3 separate regions of the Mus musculus genome follow, and regions 2 and 3 are each linked to region 1. Evidence: chromatin contacts called from ENCODE Hi-C or POLR2A ChIA-PET data. All regions are on one chromosome and are shown on one strand. Each heading gives the region's core, a stretch centred on a gene start or an enhancer-like site at or near the end of the contact. The rest is flanking DNA. Distances are from core to core; before and after follow the strand shown.

Region 1 (4,350 bases), core at 1,082-3,581:
GTTAACTACTGTATAAGTGCTAAGAATTGAACCCAGGTCCTCTGCAAGAGCAACAAGTACTTTTTTTTCTTTTTGAGACAGGGTTTCTCTGTGTAGCCCTGGCTGTCCTGGAACTCACTCTATAGACCAGACTGGCCACAAACTCAGAAATCCACCTGCCTCTGCCTCCCAAGTGCTGGGATTAAAGGCATGCACCACCATAGCTCAGCTGCAACAAGTACTCTTAGCTACTGAGCCATCCTTCCAACTTAGCACTTAAGAATTTAACCAAATCATGCCAGCATCCTGGGGAAAGAGATGACTTAGTTTATCCTAGAGAGATTACTAGGGTTCAAGGTCACTGAGCTGAGCCAGCCAGACTCAAGCTTCCAAAACAGTCTGTCTTGTTTCCACTGTCTTATAGTCAGTCCCACATCAAAGTCAAACCCAGCCTGGGACAAGGAGGAGTCAATGACAAATTAATGATCAAATAAAAGGTCAAACCCAAGCTATGACTGGCCCATAGGCCACCTGAAAGAGGGTGGTGCCCTCCACTCTGCTCACACAAACTAAACACCGAAGAGCCTTACCCCTCCCACCCCACTCATTTAGAGTCTGACTCAGCACCAAAATGTTGATACTCAAAGAGTCCCTGACCCAGAAAAGGACACACCTATCCCATTTCACACTAAGACCATAAACCAGAGGTTCTCAACAGGTGGGTCCCGACCCCTTGGGGTTGCTACCAAATATCTACATTACAAATCAGCACAGTAGCAAACTTGCGGTTATGAAGTAGCAACAAAACAACTTTCCGGTTGGGAGTTCCAGAATATAAGGAACTGTATTAAAGGATGGAAGTATTAGGAAGTCTGAGAACCAATGTCATAAGTAGACCCAAGAACCTACAAGCATATGCCTTTATCCCAGCAATGGGGAGACTGAGTCAGGACCATCTCTGTGAGTTCAAGGCCAGCCAAATCTACATAGTGAGACCCTGTCTTTAAAAAACAAAAACAAAAACCAGGAACTCAGCTGGATAGTGGTGGCTCATGCCTTTAATCCCAGCACTTGGGAAGCAGAGGCAAGCAGATTTTTGAGTTCGAGGCCAACCTGGTCTACAGAGTGAGTTCCAGGACAGCCAGAACTATACAAACACTGTCTCAAACAAACAAACAAACAAACAAACAAACAAAAAACCTAGAAACTCCAAAGAGTTCCCTGAGACGGTAACTGACTCTCTCCAAGCTGAAATAAGGGAAAAAAAAATTACAGTGGGACTGAGTTCTTTCATGACAAAGAGCAGCAATATACCAGTAATACTTGTCAAACCACTTCCTGTCTGATCAAATCTACAGCTCCGTGGAACTAATGCACAGGAGATACCCAAACCACCTCTAAAAAATATCAGCACCTAGAGACGTAATCCTTGGTGCCAACACAGCCCTCGGCATACAGACACGATTTTAACTCTTTGCCATACTCCTAGGAAAAATTAAAGGGTTTAAGAGAGGAGTTACAGCCCCGGCTCCAATCTGATCCTTGACAGGAACCAGATGGACGACCTTGAACCTCAATTATCTCCATCTCTGAAGTGAATAGTAGTAATGATAGTTCGCCTTTCGAGCTTGGTTTAAGTAATGGTACAAGTCGGATTGAGCGGGGGGTGTTCCGCACATTCTTGGAAGCGTTGCTCCACCCCGTAGGGAAGGCCCAGGTCCTCAGTGGGGCGGTGCCGCCTCCCCAGGTCAGGTCCCTAATCCCTGTCTGACAGAGCGGCCCCGCCTCCAGTCTCCAGCTCCGCCCGAACTAAGGCCCGAGTGGCAGAGGAGAAGCAGAAGCTAGGGCTGATGGGCGCTGAAGAGGAGCGAGCGATGTTTGTTTGGCCAGATCGACCCCAAGGGGCTGGAGAAATGGGCTCCCTGTGAGCCTCTGCATCTGGCCCAACGGGTTAGAGGCAGTCCGAAGGGAAACCTGTGAGAGTTGTGAAGGTTTACAGACACTCGAGTAGCCAGGATCCGGGCGAGACCGTACACCGCAGCCCGGACAGAGCCGCCCGCACCCCGGCCGCACCAGGCTTCGGTAGGCTCGTTACCTTCCTCGCTGAAGGGCGCTGGGAGCCCAAGGAAGCCGCCGGAGGACAAGGCCGCCGCCGCCGCAACCCCGCCCTCGCCCGCTTCACGCCCGGCTTCGGCCCGGGCTTCTGCCGTATGAGCGGCCGTCACCCGCACTGCCATCGCGCCCTCCATGTCGCAACGCGCCACAGGAAGATGGCGGATTTACGACCATGTCGTCATAACAACGGGCCGCACCGAGGGCTGCGTGTCCGACAGGCAGGGGGCGGGACAAAAACGAATTTGACGGACAGGCAAAAAGGCGGGGCTATGGGTTGCGGTCTAGCGCGTCAGTAGAGGTGGAGCTTGGCTCTTTGAGAGCCATCAGCGCCAGACATCAGGGCGGAAGTGGGCGTGGCTTGTGTTAAATTGGCAGGACTTGGTCCAAAGTGAACTATCCGTGGAGTAAGAACTCTCCCTTTCTCTCACTTTTTTAAAAAAAGATTTATTTACTTTATGTATATGAGTACATGTACAGCTGGTTGTGAGCCTTCATATGGTTGTTGGGAATTGAATTTTTAGGACCTCTGCTTGCTCCGGTTGCTCTGGTTGCCCCACTTGCTCAGGTCAACTCCACTTGCTCAGTCCCTGCTCGCTCAGGCCTAAAGATTTATTCATTAAGTACACTGTAGCTATCTTCAGACGCATCAGAAGAGGGCGTCAGATCTCTTTACAGGTGGTTGTGAGCCACCATGTGGTTGCTGGAATTTGAACTCAGGACCTTCAAAAGAGCAGTCAGTGTTCTTAACCGCTGAGCCATCTCTCCAACCCCTTCTCTCACTTTTTTGTTTTGTTTTTTTAATGTAGTATGGTTTGTCTGCATACATGTCTGTGCACCACGTGCATGCCTAGCGCCCGTGGGGCCCAGAAGAGGGTGTCTGACCTGGAACTGGAATTACAGATGAAGTTACATGTAGGTGTTGGGAAATGAACCTAGATACACAGCCAATGTGTTCTTAGCCGCCCAGAGAATCTGAACTCTTTAGGGTTGCTACCCAATATAGAATCCTGGACTCAGACCTGGGTTGCAATGTCAGAATTTCCTGGGCATGAGAAAGAACTCCATTTGGAGATAGTTCGAGTGCTCCTTTCCAAAGACTTTTTTTGTAAAGATTTATTTTATGTATAGGAGTACACTGTAGCTGTACAGATGGTTGTGAGCCTTCATGTGGTTGTTGGATATTGAATTTAGGACCTCTGCTTGCTCTAGTCAACCTCGCTCATTCAGTCTGTACTCACTCTGGCCCAAAGATTATTTATTATAAGTACACTGTAGCTGTCTTCAGACACAACAAAAGAGGGCGTCAGATCTCATTACAGGTGGTTGTGAGCCACCATGTGGTTGCTGGGATTTGAACTCAGGACCTTCAGAACAGTCAGTGCTCTTACCCACTGAGCCAGCGAGCCAGCCCCAAGACTTTTATTCGGTATATGAAAAGTATTGAAAAGTATACATAAAAGTGACCATTTGTGACATTTAGTACACCGACTGAGTTGAGCGCTTATCACCAAAATTGGTTAACTGATTGGTTCATTGGTCGATTTGAGACAGGGTCTGGCTTTGTAGCTCCCTGTGGCCAGTAACTCGGTGGCCCCGGTAACTTGGTGCTGGGAATATGCCTGACTTAGTTCTAGAACATTTTCATCATCAAAACCTGTACTGACTGTAGCTCATTTTGGTAGCCAGCTCACCTATCAAGCACAAAATGAATAAAATAAAATAAAAAATGAACAGAGTATCTCAGGTTAATCCCAACATTTGGGGGATGATCCTTAGCTAAATAGGGAGTTCAAAGCCAGCCTAAGACATAAGAGAAGGGGGAGAAGAGAGAGAAACAGAAAGTGAGTTATTGAATAATATTGAAATGCATCGTATAAACAATGCATTTATATTTCATTTACAGTCAACTTGTATCTATCATTTTGGCTAATATAAAGTGTTGCTCTGAACATTCTTGTATAATTTGCTTTTATATTTTTGTATTGTTTCCAAGTCCCTTTTATTTATTTTTATTTCTTTATTTTCCTTCTCACTCTGGCCCCACTTGCTCTGGCCCAAAGATTGATTGATTTATTTATTTATTTATTTATTTATTTATTTATTTATTTATTTATTTATTATATGTAAGTACACTGTAGCTGACTTCAGACACACCAGAAGAGGGCATCAGATCTCATTAGAGGTGGTTGTGAGTCACCATGTGGTTGCTAGAATTTGAACTCAGGACCTTCAGAAGAGCAGTCAGTGCTCTTACCC
Region 2 (4,350 bases), core at 1,346-3,845, 210 kb after region 1:
TTTTATCCTACAGGCTCTTTATGAATCTGTGAAGCAAAATGTTTGCATGCAGTTCCCCTCTGACCTGTCAAACCATGGACTGCATGACTGTGCATTTCCCAATGTGCTGGGCAGCTGTGCTGTCACAGTACCACAGCTACTCATCTGCTCTTTCTCATGCTACCAATTCAGTCAGCTCTATTAAAAACAGGCAAGAAGAGCTGGGCGTGGTGGCGCACGCCTTTAATCCCAGCACTCGGGAGGCAGAGGCAGAGGCAGGCGGATTTCTGAGTTCGAGGCCAGCCTGGTCTACAAAGTGAACTCCAGGACAGCCAGGGCTATACAGAGAAAACCTGTCTCGAACCCCCCCCCCCAAAAAAAAAAAAAAACAGGCAAGAAAAACCCCTGTAGAGATGCCTTTTACTAAATCTAAACCGGCAACACAAGAGGTAGGAGAGGAGAGCTTTCGCGTGACTCACGGCCTGAGCTGGAACAGCCAGTCTGCTTACCTGGCTAGAGAATGTTTATGCCAATCACAGCCTTGTCTCCTCAGTCACAGTAGGCCCTCTGCTGGCCAATCATGGGAAATAGTCCTCCTTTCTAGCCTGAGATGACTACAGGGTCATCTAGAGTTCCAGGTGTGTAGGTTTAAAAATGTCTGGTGTAGCCGGGCAGTGGTGGCTCACACCTTTAATCCATCCCAGCACTTGGGAAGCAGAGGCAAGGGGATTTCTGAGTTTGAGGCCAGCCTGGTCTACAGAGTGAGTTCCAGGACAGCCAGAGCTACACAGAGAAACCCTGTCTCGGAAAAAAAAGAAAAAAAAAGTCTGGTGTGAACTGTTTCAAACAGCTCTCTGATTGAGGCTGTGCCTTTAGGAGAGGGATAATCAACTCTGTTCACTGCGTTGTTTTCTCAGGTGTCTAAGGAGTGTTCAGAATGGTGGCAGATGGGTAGTCTGGCTGGCTGGCTGACTAAAAAAAAAGCCAGGGCAGCAAAGGGTGAGGCCAAAAGCTGTCAATTAGGAAGCCACATTCACCATCCCTCAGCCTGTACTTATTTGCACAAACTGGGACAATAAAGTACTTGCCATCAGCATCTAACGAGCTTATCATTAACATTCAATTGTCATCTTAACAGAAATGTTTTCATTTTTTAAAATTTATTTTTATTTTCTATGGACGTGTTTTGCTTTCCTGCCTGTGTACCACGTGTGTGCCTGGTGCCCTCAGAGACCAGAAGATATTAAACCTCCTGGAACTGGTTGTGAGCCTTCATGTGGTGCTGGGAATTGAACCTAGGACTTCTGCAAGAAAAGCTAGTGCTCTTAATTGTTGAGCCATCTCTCCAGTCCTCCATTTTAACAGATTTTTTTTTTTTTGAGACAGTGTCTCACTTCTACGTAGCCATGGCTGGCCTGAAACTATGTTGACCAGGCTGACTTCAAAACTTACAAAGTCTATGCCTGTGAGTGCTAGGATGAAAGGTATGTGACCACACCCTGTCATTTTAACAATACTTAGCCCTGCCCAGTTGCCTAAGAAAGGTAAATCCCCCTATCTGTCCGAAGATGGCAAATGTAGCCCGGTCTGCTTTACATAGTTGGTATGGCGACCCCAGTTTTACAAATGAGGTTATAGGCTTCAGTGGGGCAACCTAGTTCAGAAGCATGTAAGTCTAGGTACCAGGATTAGGGGTTTAAGTCATTTCTGATTCTAGCTAGCCATAGGCACTCTGGGGTCACACACACAATATACTGACTCTTTCTAGAAAGGGTTCAGATTTGGACCCATCTCGCTTCATCAGAAATCCGGAGACCGCCCAACAGCTGCAGACTTGAAGCCTCCGGTTCACTACTATCCACTCAAGCACCTCTGGGTGCTTCCCTTTCCTACATACTATGTCTGGCTGGATGTGTCTGTCTTACAACCAAGAAAACACGAGGTCCCTTCTCTAGTGGGATTGGGTGAGAATGTCTGGATGTCCTGATGTCAGAGGCTTATGTTCCAAACACAAGAGAGGTGCAGGGCTATAGAAAGGTTCCTAAAAATTTGTCGGATTCAGTCATTACTAGCTGAATTACTTATGTATGTATTTTGTGCTGGGAATGGAACCTAGGCACGGTAGGCAAGTCTCTGCCACTAAGCTATGTTCCCAGGACATCCAGTGAAATTTGCATTTAAGATACAAACATACTACATACTACGTCCAAGTAATGTTTGTGTGATACTTAGCTTAAGACTGATCGAGCCGGGCATAGTGGCGCATGCCTTTAATCCCAGCACTTGGGAGGCAGAGGCAGGCGAATTTCTGAGTTCGAGGCCAGCCTGGTGTACAGAGTGAGTTCCAGGACAGCCAGGGCTACACAGAGAAACCCTGTCTCGAAAAACAAACCACAGTTCGTGTTTTATCGGAAATGATGCTGGAAACCCTGTAGCTCCTCCGGCGTTTCCAGAGCTTGCGTCGGCGAAGGCGGAGAGACTCCGCATTTAAATGACTGGAAAGGCTTGAGCAGCAGTCATGAGCGAATGGCAGCTCTGTACAACACCAGGCCCGGGCGGAAGTCGCAGTGCGCACTTCCGCCAGGCGGGCGGTTGCCTGAGGGCAGTGACGTCGACGGAAGGGGCGGGTCCGCCGGGAGCCAGGCCGCGCTGTGCCGCGCCGGCCAGGAGGGGGCCGGAGCCCGGCCATGGCGGCGGCGGCGGGCGCCGAGGGGCGGCGCGCGGCTCTGGAGGCGGTGGCAGCGCCGGAGCGGGGCGGCGGGAGCTGCGTGCTGTGCTGCGGTGACCTGGAGGCTACGGCGCTGGGCCGCTGCGATCACCCGGTGTGCTACCGGTGCTCTACCAAGATGCGGGTGCTGTGCGAGCAGCGCTACTGCGCCGTGTGCCGCGAGGAGCTGCGCCAGGTGCGCCAGCGGGGCGCGCGACGGGGCGCGGGGAGGGCGGACTCCTGATGGCTTTGCCTGCTCGGTGTCCGGCCGCGGCCTGGCCTCACCCGCTCCCTCCGGAGGCCGGGTGGTCGGTCGGGGCGCCATGCGATCACCGGGCCTCCTGGGGCTGGGAGAAGCCAGAGGCGGCCGGGCTGGGGAAGGAGGAGCGATGTCTGTGGGAACTCTAAGCCTGGGGACTTTTCCCTATGACCTGGCTGCGGGAAGGGCAAGGTCAGGTCGAGAGCCCTCCTGTCTGTGAATCTTAATTTTTTCGGGATCGTCACTGAGGAGGAGCAGACAGCCAGGGGGAACCTCCAGACACTGTCTATTCTGGAAGCTGACTGCTCTGGAAAAAAAGGGTTAAACTGGACATTTCCAGACTAGTTGGGCTTCTGGGCCCCACCGGTGATCCTTAGCTCCTGAGACAGCGTTTCCATTTGTAGAGTGGAGGTGATACCAGGACCTGATTCCTAGGTGCTTGGTGGTCCACAATTTTAGGAAGTTTTCCTCCTCGTTACTAGTTCTAGCTTTGAGGCTTCCTTCCAGAGTGGTGGGAAGAGGATGTTTCTGGCTGTCTAGACTTGGAAATCCCGAAGGGGGTCAGAGGACTCCAGCAATGCCAGCCTTTGATGGGGAGTATCCAGCTGAACCTCCCTTGGTTTGCTGCCCGTAGAGATCTGTTTGCTTCCAGAATTGTGAAATTACCTTGGTTGGTTCGTGGAAGGTTTTGGCTAGTGGCTTCTGCCAGGGAATCACCCTTTCCTGTTCTTAGAAGTGATGCAGAGATAGAAATGATGCCAAAATTTTGAGTTTTTTTTTTTTTTTTTCTTTTCTTTCTGACCTTTTTCTTTCTCGTTGAGATAGGGTCTCACTATGTAGTCCTGGCTGGCCTGGAACTTGTTATGTAGAACCAGTATCTGCCTCCTGATTTCTGAGATTAAAGGCAGTGCACCACCATATCCCGTATTTGAGACAGGGCCTGTAGCTCTGGCAGTCCTGGAACTCATTCTCTAGACCAGACTGGCCTTGAAGTCACACAGATCCACCTGCCTCTACCTCCTGAGGGCTAGGTCATTCTCCACCATACCCAGCACACCCAGCTTTTCTTTCTTGATATTTATGTCAAAAGACTCAGCTGGAATCTGGAACATTCCCTAAGCATCTATGTCATACTGGGGAAGAGGGACTAGAAGACCCCAGACATAGTGTGGTGGAAGGAGCCTTACCCTACTGGATGAGATCTGGGGTTTAGAAACATCTCTGGAAGCTTTTGGCTGGTGTCCTACTCAGGGTCTTGCTGGGGCTTTGCTGGCCAGTCGTGCACACGCTGATGGGAAGGTCTGACACGGGTTTTGAGCACACATACCTGTAGCTTCCTTCTAGGAAGGGAGACATTTTGTAGGTCCTTATGTACGTCGTCCTGGCCTGGGCTCTGGGTCTCACT
Region 3 (4,350 bases), core at 995-3,494, 180 kb after region 1:
AAGTCCCTGTCTCAACCACCACCACGACAAAGAGGATAAGCAGACGTACATAGCCATAAGCTTTTCCAGGAATTCAGGGAAAGCTCATTTCTTTTGCTACCACCAAGGTAAGTCTCTCAGGTTGCACTTAGGGCATTTCTAGAAGCTTCCACATCATTAAGATGAAAGCTAAATTTCTCTAAAATGGTAAAAACTGCCTCATCACAAAGCTAGCTTTCTGGGCTATGCCTATAGTCCTGATCTACACTGAAGAGGCTGAGGAAGGAAGACCACATCAAGTTCACAGCGTATCAGCCTGAACCACACAGTCAATACCAGGCCAGTCAGGGCTACACAGCACATCTCAAAAACAAGAAAAGACAGCTCAAGGCAGCAGCCGCAGACTGGAGATTCTCTAGAGCCTGCAGTGGGCATGACTCTCTACAGCCTGCAGTGGGCATGCACTACTCCAGCAGTGCAGCTGAGGCAAACCCACCTCCTCAAGCTTCTTAGTTTTTGCCACATCACAGATCTGCCCTATCATTCGGATGCGATTGTTGAGGCCGCATTCACCACTCAGTTCCTAGAGAAGAGAAAAGAGGAAAAGGGCTGAGCTTTTAAAAAGAGGTCTTCTTACCCACTGGCCATAAACCACCTAACGTTGTTCTGCATTTCCCCTGTAAACCAATGGGGTTTCTTTCCTCTCTCTGTTTTTTTTTCTCTCTCTCTCTCCCTCCCTCGCTCCATCCCTTCCTCTGTCTCTCCAGCGTTTCTCTGTGTATCTCTGGCTGTACTGAACTTCCCCAGTGCTGGGCAGGATTAGCAGCATACACCAACCACCACCATCACCCAGCATTTTGTTTTGTTGTGTTTGGTTTGGTTTTTTAAGGCTGGATCTCGAGGCTGGTGAGATAGCTCAGTGGTTAAGAGCACTGACTGCTCTTCCAGAGGTCCTGAGTTCAATTCCCAGTAACCACATGGTGGCTCACAACCATCTGTGATGGGATCTGATGCCCTCTTCTGGTGTGTCATCTACAGTGTGTGTGTGTGTGTGTGTGTGTGTGTGTGTGTGTGTGTGTGTGTGTGTGTATGTTAAATAAATAAATCTTTTTTTAAAAGTTCCTAAAAAGAAAGGGTGGATCTCCAATTTAAAAAAGGAAACGAACATCTTTGAGGAGAGGAGGACCCAGTCTCACTACTGTAGCTCAGGTGGGTTACAATTATGTTGCCTCCAACTTCATAATCCTATCTCCTCTGCCTCTCACGTGCTGAGAGAGTACAGGGCATCTATCTACCATAACACTAAACAAAATAAGTTTTCATACAACACCTAACTTCTAAGGCAAGTGTGCTAAAGCAGGACACCAAGATCCTGAGGACAGGCATATATCTGTCTCCACAGTACTGGGGACAGCAGCCCTATGCAGATGGTTACCAGCAACCCATCTCCCACAGAACCCAATGACAGACAAACCCAGCCTTCCTAGCCTTTGTGCTGGGCTAGCCAAGACATTGGCCACTCACTCACTCTCAAGATTTCCGATGTGATGATAAACTCAGTCTGTTTGCCTTCTGCACACCTGGGATTTGGCCTCGATGTTCCCAATCCCAACAGTATCTTGAACTTCTCCTTCAAGCCGGAATCTTTGCTTGTTGGTTTGGCCATGGTGGGCAGGGCAGTACTAGAGAACTGCTCTGTGTAGAAATAAACATATTATTTGATACACCCCAGGAAAGGTTCTCCCTTCTGCCCTCGAGGCGAACCTCCAGAATCCTAGGTCAAGGGTAGGCAATAACCTGTCCTTCCTACAGCCTCTGGGGCAACTCAACTCCATGCAGGAGGAACTCAGCCACAAATCAACTCCGGAGGTATAGGCTTACTCTAGCGACCCGCCTGTTGATTGCCATTAGTTCTCCCTAGGTTAAGGAGGAGCTGTCGCGTGAATAGATGCAGAGGCCCGCTCACATTCGCAATGGAGGGCTTGAAGCGCTAGGACTTGTCAGCGGTGGGAGCGGCGGAGGATTGGAATCAGAACGACCAATTCCCCTCACCCCATCGCGACGCGACCACACAAACCATCGCAACCCGCCCCAGCAGTCAGAGCCTCCAGGGCTACTCACCCCGCGCGCGCCTTTCGCGCGCAGGTCCTCCTGCACCCAGGGAAGGGCGCACACCCCCGGCCCAGGGCAGCTGCCGGAAGCGCAACCCGTACTTCCGGGGGCGAGGCTTTGCTGACTATTTGCGTTGAGCTCTCTGGGAATTGTAGTTTCGCGTGCGCGTTGAGCAAGTGGTGGGATCGCGGGGCTGCTCGGAGGAGTAGTTTACAGCCCAGGCATGAACTCAGGGGTGCGGATGGTGACTCGCAGTCGGAGCCGCGCGACTAGGATCGCGTCGGAAGGGTGTAGGGAGGAGCTCGCCCCGCGAGAGGCTGCTGCAGGTAGCTCTGCGCCTGCAGGCGTTTTGGAGGAAAGGAGGAACGTGGAACTTTGGCTCCAGGCTTGCGTCCCGGGCCGCAGCATCTGACCTAAACTCTAGGCGCCGCGGAGTAGGCAGCTGCCTTGAATCTTGAATTGAAGCTACGCTTAAATCTCACGTGGCCCCACTTCTAGCTTCTTCCAAGGGTCTGGGACCCGCAGGGTCTGCAGGGTCCGTAAGACTGGGTTCTGGATGTATTCATCCACCCTTATCGCCAGTGAAAAGTTTTAGTCCAACCAGCCTAGCTTAGGACATTCACTTGCTCCAGGCTGTCCGTGGGACACAGCTCTGTTCTCAGAGCTGCCTCCCTCTCTTGTAGGGCCAGGCTGTGTGCCAAGAACACACCCAGCTAGAAGTCTTCTCTCCCAGCTGGACGGTGGTTCTGAAAGAAAACAGGCCCAGAGAGAAAACAGGAAAGGGCATGGCACTCATTGTGTTTGTCCTGTAGCCATTAAGGGCCTACTATGTGCCAACTAGTGGTACTCAGGGAGTAATTATCAGCCCGTCCCCGCCTGGGACTTAGACATAAGTGGCTAGAGCAGGAGTGTGCGTAGGCAGCAATGGTCTCCCAGAATCGGTTCAGTAGTAGAGATCCGCTGGGATCCAGGCTGAGGCTTGGCAAGGGCCAAGGGCCACAGAAAGTGTTGATACTGTTAAGGCAGCAAATGTTTTATAGTAGTAGAGTTTGGAGCTCATCCTAAATGCAACGATTTCTGAAAGGGGAGTTGCACTGTCCAGTTTGGGTGTGAAGAGAGAGGTTCTCTTGAATGTAACTCAAAGGACTTGGGACAAAGGAGAGAGGTTATATTATCCTAGAGGCTGTTACTAGTGTCGGTGTGCTAACAGGCACTTTGTCAGACTGTCATGTACTGTTGTGACAAGGGCAGAGCACAGCACTTCTGTACACATCGTGGTAGATAATGGACAGTTAGTTGCACAAACAAGTGTGGGGATGTGGATTGGCAGGTAAGCAGCACCCTTCCCCCACCCTCATATAAAACCCACTCCAAAGACTGAATGGCACTTTTTTGCAGAAGGAAGAAAAAGCCACAGGCCCGTGAGACATCCACGGAGAACACAGAAAACGCATGTGGCCTATGAAGCGGCTAATGGTGAGGAAGGCGAAGATGCTGAGCCCCTCAAAGTGCCCGTTTGGGAGCCCCAGAACTGGCAGCAGCAACTGGCCAACATCCGCATCATGAGAAGCAAGAAGGATGCACCTGTGGACCAGCTAGGCGCCGAGCACTGCTATGATGCAAGTGCCTCCCCGAAGGTATGCAACACCTCCGCCTATCCAGCAAGGTGCTTACTTCCTTTTAGGTCTCTACCAGAAAAAGAGCAAGACCTGCCAGCTCTCCCTGCTGCCATACAGGAGGATACATACATACATACATACATACATACATACCCAGGAAGATGCGCTCCTCCCATAACCTTAGAACATGTACAACGTACATCACCTGTCAATCATTGTGGCCACCGTGCATGGCAGAGTGTCTGAGACTTGAAGCCTCATGCACAGTGGTGGTGCATTTGGGAACATCCAATAATGCAGGAGAAGCAGACTCCCTTACATTGTGTTGGTTCCTTAGACTAACCATAGGGCTAACTACCTTCGGATCCTGGTATCCTGAGTATCTCTAACTCTGGCCCTTCTTGTCTATAAAATGAGTAGTGTTACACTGTAACAGTAGCAGCTAGCTATGGTCTAATATCCATCCCATACAAGGTATGATTCCAAGCAATTCATCCAAGCTTCGGCTACTCTATAGAAGTATGTGACAAGACAGATGGGTAAGGGACTTGACTGGGACCCGTCCTTGCACAAGCAGGTGAGGAGGTACCAGGTACTCCTGTCGCTGATGCTCTCCAGCCAGACCAAAGACCAGGTCACA

The links. A loop is a pair of places that touch in the nucleus more often than their neighbours do. ChIA-PET counts read pairs that join two places held with the same protein, here RNA polymerase II (POLR2A).
Region 2: POLR2A ChIA-PET joins it to region 1 with 11 read pairs in Patski. The contact joins the promoter of Zfp598 here to the promoter of E4f1 in region 1. A Hi-C loop is called at or near these places in 1 of 37 maps with a recorded cell type or tissue (Patski). POLR2A ChIA-PET finds 5 or more read pairs at or near these places in 2 of 5 experiments (Patski and embryonic stem cell).
Region 3: POLR2A ChIA-PET joins it to region 1 with 11 read pairs in embryonic stem cell. The contact joins the promoter of Nthl1 here to the promoter of E4f1 in region 1. POLR2A ChIA-PET finds 5 or more read pairs at or near these places in 2 of 5 experiments (Patski and embryonic stem cell).

The regions. Positions count from the first base shown.
Region 1 is chr17:24,453,061-24,457,410 of GRCm38, forward strand. E4f1 (E4F transcription factor 1) reads right to left here and starts at 2,332. Exons shown (of 14, transcript NM_001301784.1): 1 at 2,075-2,332. The coding sequence starts at 2,228.
Region 2 is chr17:24,667,092-24,671,441 of GRCm38, forward strand. Zfp598 (zinc finger protein 598) reads left to right here and starts at 2,596. Exons shown (of 12, transcript NM_183149.2): 1 at 2,596-2,882. The coding sequence starts at 2,667.
Region 3 is chr17:24,630,438-24,634,787 of GRCm38, forward strand. Nthl1 (nth (endonuclease III)-like 1 (E.coli)) reads left to right here and starts at 2,245. Exons shown (of 6, transcript NM_008743.2): 1 at 2,245-2,417; 2 at 3,490-3,728; 3 at 4,288-4,350. The coding sequence starts at 2,315. Tsc2 (TSC complex subunit 2) reads right to left here and starts at 2,190. Exons shown (of 42, transcript NM_001286713.1): 1 at 2,101-2,190; 2 at 1,508-1,674; 3 at 476-562. The coding sequence starts at 1,645.